2 separate regions of the Homo sapiens genome follow, and region 1 is linked to region 2. Evidence: read pairs that join two places in POLR2A ChIA-PET (ENCODE). Cell type or tissue: MCF 10A. All regions are shown on one strand. Each heading gives the region's core, and the rest is flanking DNA. Links, peaks and the distances in the headings are about the cores only.

Evidence for each region. ChIA-PET counts read pairs that join two places held together with the same protein. Peaks named below come from ENCODE experiments on the same cell type or tissue, not always from the same donor. Only the 100,000 strongest peaks of a DNase experiment are listed, where the experiment ranks them.
Region 1: POLR2A ChIA-PET joins it to region 2 with 13 read pairs; 18 of 35 experiments call an interaction of 5 or more read pairs at or near these places.

What each region holds. Positions count from the first base shown.
Region 1 is chr17:43,392,508-43,395,414 of GRCh38, reverse strand. No RefSeq gene overlaps it. Among named protein-coding and RNA genes, the nearest start is that of ARL4D, 5.0 kb to the left of the region's middle. In MCF 10A, for the core only: a CTCF peak has its summit at 1,282 (motif pointing left); a DNase peak (open chromatin) is centred at 1,254.
Region 2 is chr17:43,448,204-43,451,110 of GRCh38, reverse strand. MIR2117HG (MIR2117 host gene) reads right to left here. Exons shown (of 2, transcript NR_146952.1): 2 at 1-214. Among named protein-coding and RNA genes, the nearest start is that of MIR2117, 4.9 kb to the right of the region's middle. In MCF 10A, for the core only: no CTCF peak of the experiment used is centred there; a DNase peak (open chromatin) is centred at 1,360.

The sequences.
Region 1 (2,907 bases), core at 227-2,726, 56 kb after region 2:
TTCTTCCTCAGAGCTGTCTCCTCCACCAGACTACGTGATCAAGGGCAGCAGCTGGTTCTTATCTGTAGCTCTACCATGCCCAGCACCATGCCTGGCACACATAGGCAGTCAGAAAATCTTGTGTGAATTAATGAATGCATGATGGAATAAATGTACTCAGAGGGCTCCCTGAGTAGGAGAACCAAACCTCCACCCTTAGCGTGGGAGTTTCCCAGCCTGGGGTCCTTGGGCCCTTGGGCCCTTGGGGGTTCTGTTGATACTGGGTTGGCCAGGAATTCCTACAAACCCTGCATTTCTAGGCAGTGTCTGAGTAGTATAGAACTCTCAGGCCTTTATTGGAGAGGAGGAACTTAAAGGAGAAAAACAAGGACCAAAAATGGGGATGACACTGGAGAGACAGGTTGCCCTTAGGACATGCTGGAACACCAGACTGAGATTCAGTGCGTGAGTCCCATCCTTCCATTCCTCACTAGTAGAGTGACTTGAAAAAGTAAAAAGCCACTTCCGGCCGGGCCCAGTGGCTCGCGCCTATAATGCCAACACTTTGGGTGGCTGAGGCGGATGGATCACCTGAAGTTAGGAGTTCAAGACCAGCCTGGCCAACATGTTGAAACCTCGTCTCTACTAAAAATACAAAAAAATTAGCAGGGCGTGGTGGCGCACGCCTGTAGTCCCAGCTACTCCGGAGGCTGAAGCAGGAGAATAGCTGGAACCGGGAAGGCGGAGGTTGCAGTGAGCCGAATTGCGCCACTGCACTCCAGCCTGGGCGACAGAGCGAGACTCCGTCTCAAAAAAAAGTAACTTCCCCACCTGGGAGCCTCGGTTTCCTCATCCTGTAATGAGGGGCTTTAGATGTCTCCAGGTCGTTTCCCCATAACAGCCCATGCTCTGAAGTAAGGGAGGGTAGGAGGATGGGTGGAGCTCTTCTAGGAAGTGGCTGAGAACATCCTTGTCTCTGCAGCATCTTAACCAAGTACTTGTCTTCGTGAACAAACGAGGGAAAGAGGAGTCTGCAGGAGTAGGGGGTGGGGTGGGGGAATGGACGCCACGGAGCAGTTACCAGCTCGGCAATCACGAAGGCCCATTTTTCAAATCCCAGTTCTGTTTCCTCATGAACAAAATTGAGAAAACCCAACCTATCGCTAAGTATGAGTGTGGGGCAAAAATGTGCGAAAGGGCCCCAAAGATACCCTTCTCCCCAACCAGGAACTCTTTCCCTGGCAACCACCCCAAAATCAAGGCCTAGGGTGGAGCCAGGGGCTAGAAATAAGTAGATGCTGCCCCCTGGTGGATGTATTTGTCACCGCCTGATTGGTGAAGAAAAGCGGAGTCTTAGTGGATGAAGTTATTCAGGTTCCTTTGTCAGCTCCCGAAGTCTCCTTTCAGACAGGGCCTTTCCTACAGTTTCAGGTTGGAGGTAGAAAATACACCCTCTTCAAGTTTTTAGTGTGTGTGAGATACCAAATTAAAATGAACACTATTTGAGCAGAAACTCTAATTTTGATGACATTTTCCATGTATTTACAGAGGGTCTAATAGGTCCAGGGAACACTGAGGCAGGCAGGAGAGGGCTGCAGGGTGGGGAAGATTTTTTTTTTTTTTCCTAGAGAGGGTCTTACTCTATGACCTAGGCTGGAGTGCAATGGTGTGATCTCAGCTCACTGCAACCTCTATATCCTGGGCTTCAGTGATCCTCCCACCTCAGCCTCCTGAGTAGCTGGGACTTACAGGCTCCCACCACAATACCCAGCTAATTTTTTTTTTTTTTGAGGTGGAGTCTTGCTCTTTCGCCCAGGCTGGAGGGCATGATCTTGGCTCACTGCAACCTCCACATCCCGGGTTCAAGCGATTCTCCTGCCTCAGCCTCCCGAGTAGCTGGGATTACAGGCGTGTGCCACCATGCCCGGCTAATTTTGGTATTTTTAGTAGAGACGGGGTTTCACCACGTTGCTCAGGCTGGTCTCAAACTTGGCTCAAGCAATCTACCTGCCTCGGCCTCTCAAAGTGCTGGGATTACAGGCAAGAGCCACCGTGCTCGGCCTTGGGAAGGTTTTCAAGAGTTCAGTTGCAGCCATGGTGTAATGTCTGCAGGCTATCCATGTGGGGACAAATGTCCAGAGTCCATTTGCTCAGGAGCCTGGAGCTCAGGGGAGGCCTTAGTTGGAGGAGTGGCCTTGGGTGGTCAGTGAGAAAAGAGTCCTGAGATGGGTGGAATTCCCCAGGGAGCAATGGGGTGAGAGGAGGAAAGTGGTTCCATAACACTGTCATGAGCATCTCCACATTCAAGGCAGGGAAATGAAGTGAAAGATGGAGAAGCAGCATCTGGAGAGGTAGAAGGAAAACCATAGGACTTTAAAAGGCCACAAAGCTGCAAGTGCCTGAAGCCAAGGAAAGTAAGAACTTGAGGAAGTAAAAGGGAGTGGCCCTCAGCATCCAAGGACTGAGAGGCCAGAGGGAATTCGGACAGCCTGGGGATGGGGGTTCCCAAGAAGAATGTCTAGGGGTGGCTAGAGAAGGGGGCTGGAGATTTGGAGGAGAGTTATCTCAACAGAGGTGACAGTGCCAAGAAGGGTTCTCTCCAGAAAACGTAGAGTTGAACAAGGACTAAGCTGGCATTGGAGAACTTGCAGGAGACCAAGGGAGCCATCAGGAAAGCAACAGCAGATGGAGGTCACGTCCTTCTGTGACCTTGCAGACAGGCAGTCATAGACCACCCAGGATTAGCCCTTATTGGACACAAAAGGAAACTCACAGGCTCTTAGATATGGGTAAAAGGAGAATACCCCAGTCTCAGCAAGAATGTCAGTCTCAAAGCCAGATTTCATGGCCTGGGTGCCAGGACTTCCTGAGGAGCAGAATGAGGGCCTTGATGGTCGAAAGAGGTGTTATGGGCTCTTGGGACTTGGT
Region 2 (2,907 bases), core at 308-2,807:
GAAAAATCTGGAATGCCGTTCTCAGATGGGGCAGTTGCCAGGTGGAGGGTCTCCTCACTTCTCAGACGGGGCGGCCGGGCAGAGACGCTCCTCACCTCCCAGACGGGGTCGCGGCCGGGCCGAAGCGCTCCTCACATCCCAGACGGGGCGGCGGGGCAGAGGCGCTCCCCACATCTCAGACGATGGGTGGCCGGGCAGAGACGCTCCTCACTTCCTAGATGGGATGGTGGCCGGGAAGAGGCCGTAACTGATTTTTTTTAAGCAAACTTTTTATCTGTATGTGTTTTCAGATATCTTGGCTGGTGGGCCTGTAAGACACTGGGACAGAGTTGCCATAGCCTCCTTAAGGATTTTGGGATGGCCCCAGAAAGAACAGAATAAACTTGGCGAATCACCTAGGTTCAACATAAAGAATTGGGAATGTGGACCATGGCACACACTCAGGGCTGGTTACAGAATTTTCAGGGGCCAGTATAAAATGTATGAATCCAGCCAGGCATGGTGGCTCATGCCTGTAATCCCAGCACTTTGAGAGGCCGAGGTGGGTGGATCACTTGAGGTCAGGAGTTTGAGACCAGCCCAGCCAACATGGTGAAACCCCGTCTCTACTAAAAATACAAAAATTAGCCAGGCGTGGTGGCAGGTGCCTGTAATCCCAGCTACTTGGGAAGCTGAGGCTGGAGAATCGCTTGAACCCAGGAGGCAGAGGTTGCAGTGAGCTGAGATCGCGCCATTGCGCTCCAGCCTGGGCGACAAGAGCAAAACTCTGCCTCAAAAAAAAAAAAGGATGACTCCTTGTTTCTAAATTATTAAGACGTTTAAATGGTGACAGCAGAGCATTAAATCAAGCAGGGGGTCCTTCTAAACATGGGGCCCTGCTTAACTGCACAGGTCACACATCAATGGTGCTGGCCTTGCACACACACAGTGGCCAGTCACTCAGAAAGGGGCAGTTTTGCCACAAGACATCCCAGTCCTGCAAAGCCGAGAAAAACCCACAGCTGCTGCTAGGTTTCCTTCCACAAGCACACCTGGGAACCTAATTCTTCACAGAGCCATTTTCCACATGCACCACCACTCTGGTTATGAGTTCAGAAGAGAAACCAAAGCAATAAAATAAACATAAATCAAAGCCAACTGTGTTAATAAAATGGATCCAAAGGGTCAGTGTGGCAGGCAGGACATTAGATTTCAGACAGCTTTAGTATCTTCCCGGACAAATTACATGAACTGCTGTCAGAGGTACCCTCAAAGTTCATGCAAAATATGCCTCCTGGCTCATTTAACTCCCATTTCTCCGCCAGTAAATTATTAACGGAACAAGCTCGAACTGGCAGAGCTGTTGTCTCAACATAGGCCTGATGTCCACACAGAAAATTGCTCAATAATTTGTACTGGAAGTGACCCAGCACTAAATTCATTCCCTGAGCACTGGCACCAGGGCACCAGACTGCAGGGGGAAAGAATCCCCAAGACAGCATCCTGCTTCTGTTTGGAGTAGAGTGTAAAGTCCCCATCGAGGGGCCGAAGGTGACCCTGCAGCCTCAGAGCAGCAGCCCATAACCCAAGTGTCGGTGACTTCATAAGGCCAAGGACACAAGAGGGGCCCATAGAAGCCTCTGGCAGGTGAGAAGGAGAGACAGGGAAAAGAAAGAAAAAGACTTGATGAGAGGACAGCGCAGGATGAAGAGAGGAGGGGATGGAACAAGAAAGAGGAAAACTTCTCTCTTTGGGGAGGAATATATGGTTTGGGGCAAAATATAGGTTCTAAAGAGCAGCTTCCACCACTTCAATGCACCCATCTCAGCTTCTGGAAGTCTTTCCAGGCCTTGAGGTTCAGCTCCAATGACACCTCCTCCAGGAGGTGGAGGGTAGCTTCCCCTGATGGCCACAGAACAACGTTGCTACCCAAATAAATGATAATACAGTAGATAAGAGTGGAGAGTTTCCCTTTGCCACCTACACCCTCTCATTTCGTACCCCCAGCCCTTCCATGGGCATTATTACTGCCCTAATTTTGCTAATGAAGAAACCGAGGTACTGAGAGATTTAGTAACTTGCCCAAGGACATACAGGTGGTAAGTGCTGCAGCTGGGACCAGACAAACTGACTCCAAAGTCCTTACTTGTAACCACTTGGCTCTACATTTCCCTCTTCTACCTTATTGTGGCTCAGAGGATCGCCTGAGCCCAAGAGCTCAAGACCAGCCTGGACAACATAGTGAGACCCCGTCTCTACAAAAATTTCTGCCTGTAGTATAGACAGTAGTGTCCAAACTTCACCCCTCCTCCAGGAAACCTCTCTTGAGGATAGGGACTCTATCTTACTTATATCCCTATTCCTCCAGCAATCCACTACAACGTCCAGCACATAGTAGGTGCTCAGTAAATGTTAATTCCATACCTTTCTCTCATCAGACACATGTACAAAAAGTATTGTGTCCAAAACACAGACTAAGAGAAAATATTTACGAATCATATGTGCAACACAGGATTTGTATCCAGAATTTATAATGGGCCAGGCGCGGTGGCTCATGCCTGTAATCCCAGCACTTTGAGAGGTCGAGGAGAGTGGATCACCTGAGGTCAGGAGTTTGAGACCAGCCTGGCCAACATGGCAAAACTCCATCTCTACTAAAAATATAAAAATTAACTGGGCGTGGTGGCGGGTGCCTGTAATCCCAGCTACTCAAGAGGCTGAGGCAGGAGAATCACTTGAATCTGGGAGGCGGAGATTGCAGTGAGCCAAGATTACACCATTGTACTCCAGCCTGGGCAACAAGAGCAGAACTCTGTCTCAAAAACAAAACAAAACAAAAACAAACAAACAAAAACCAGAATTTATAATGAACTCTCATACCTAAATAAGAAAACAGATTACTGACTTTAAAAATGAGCAAAAGATGTA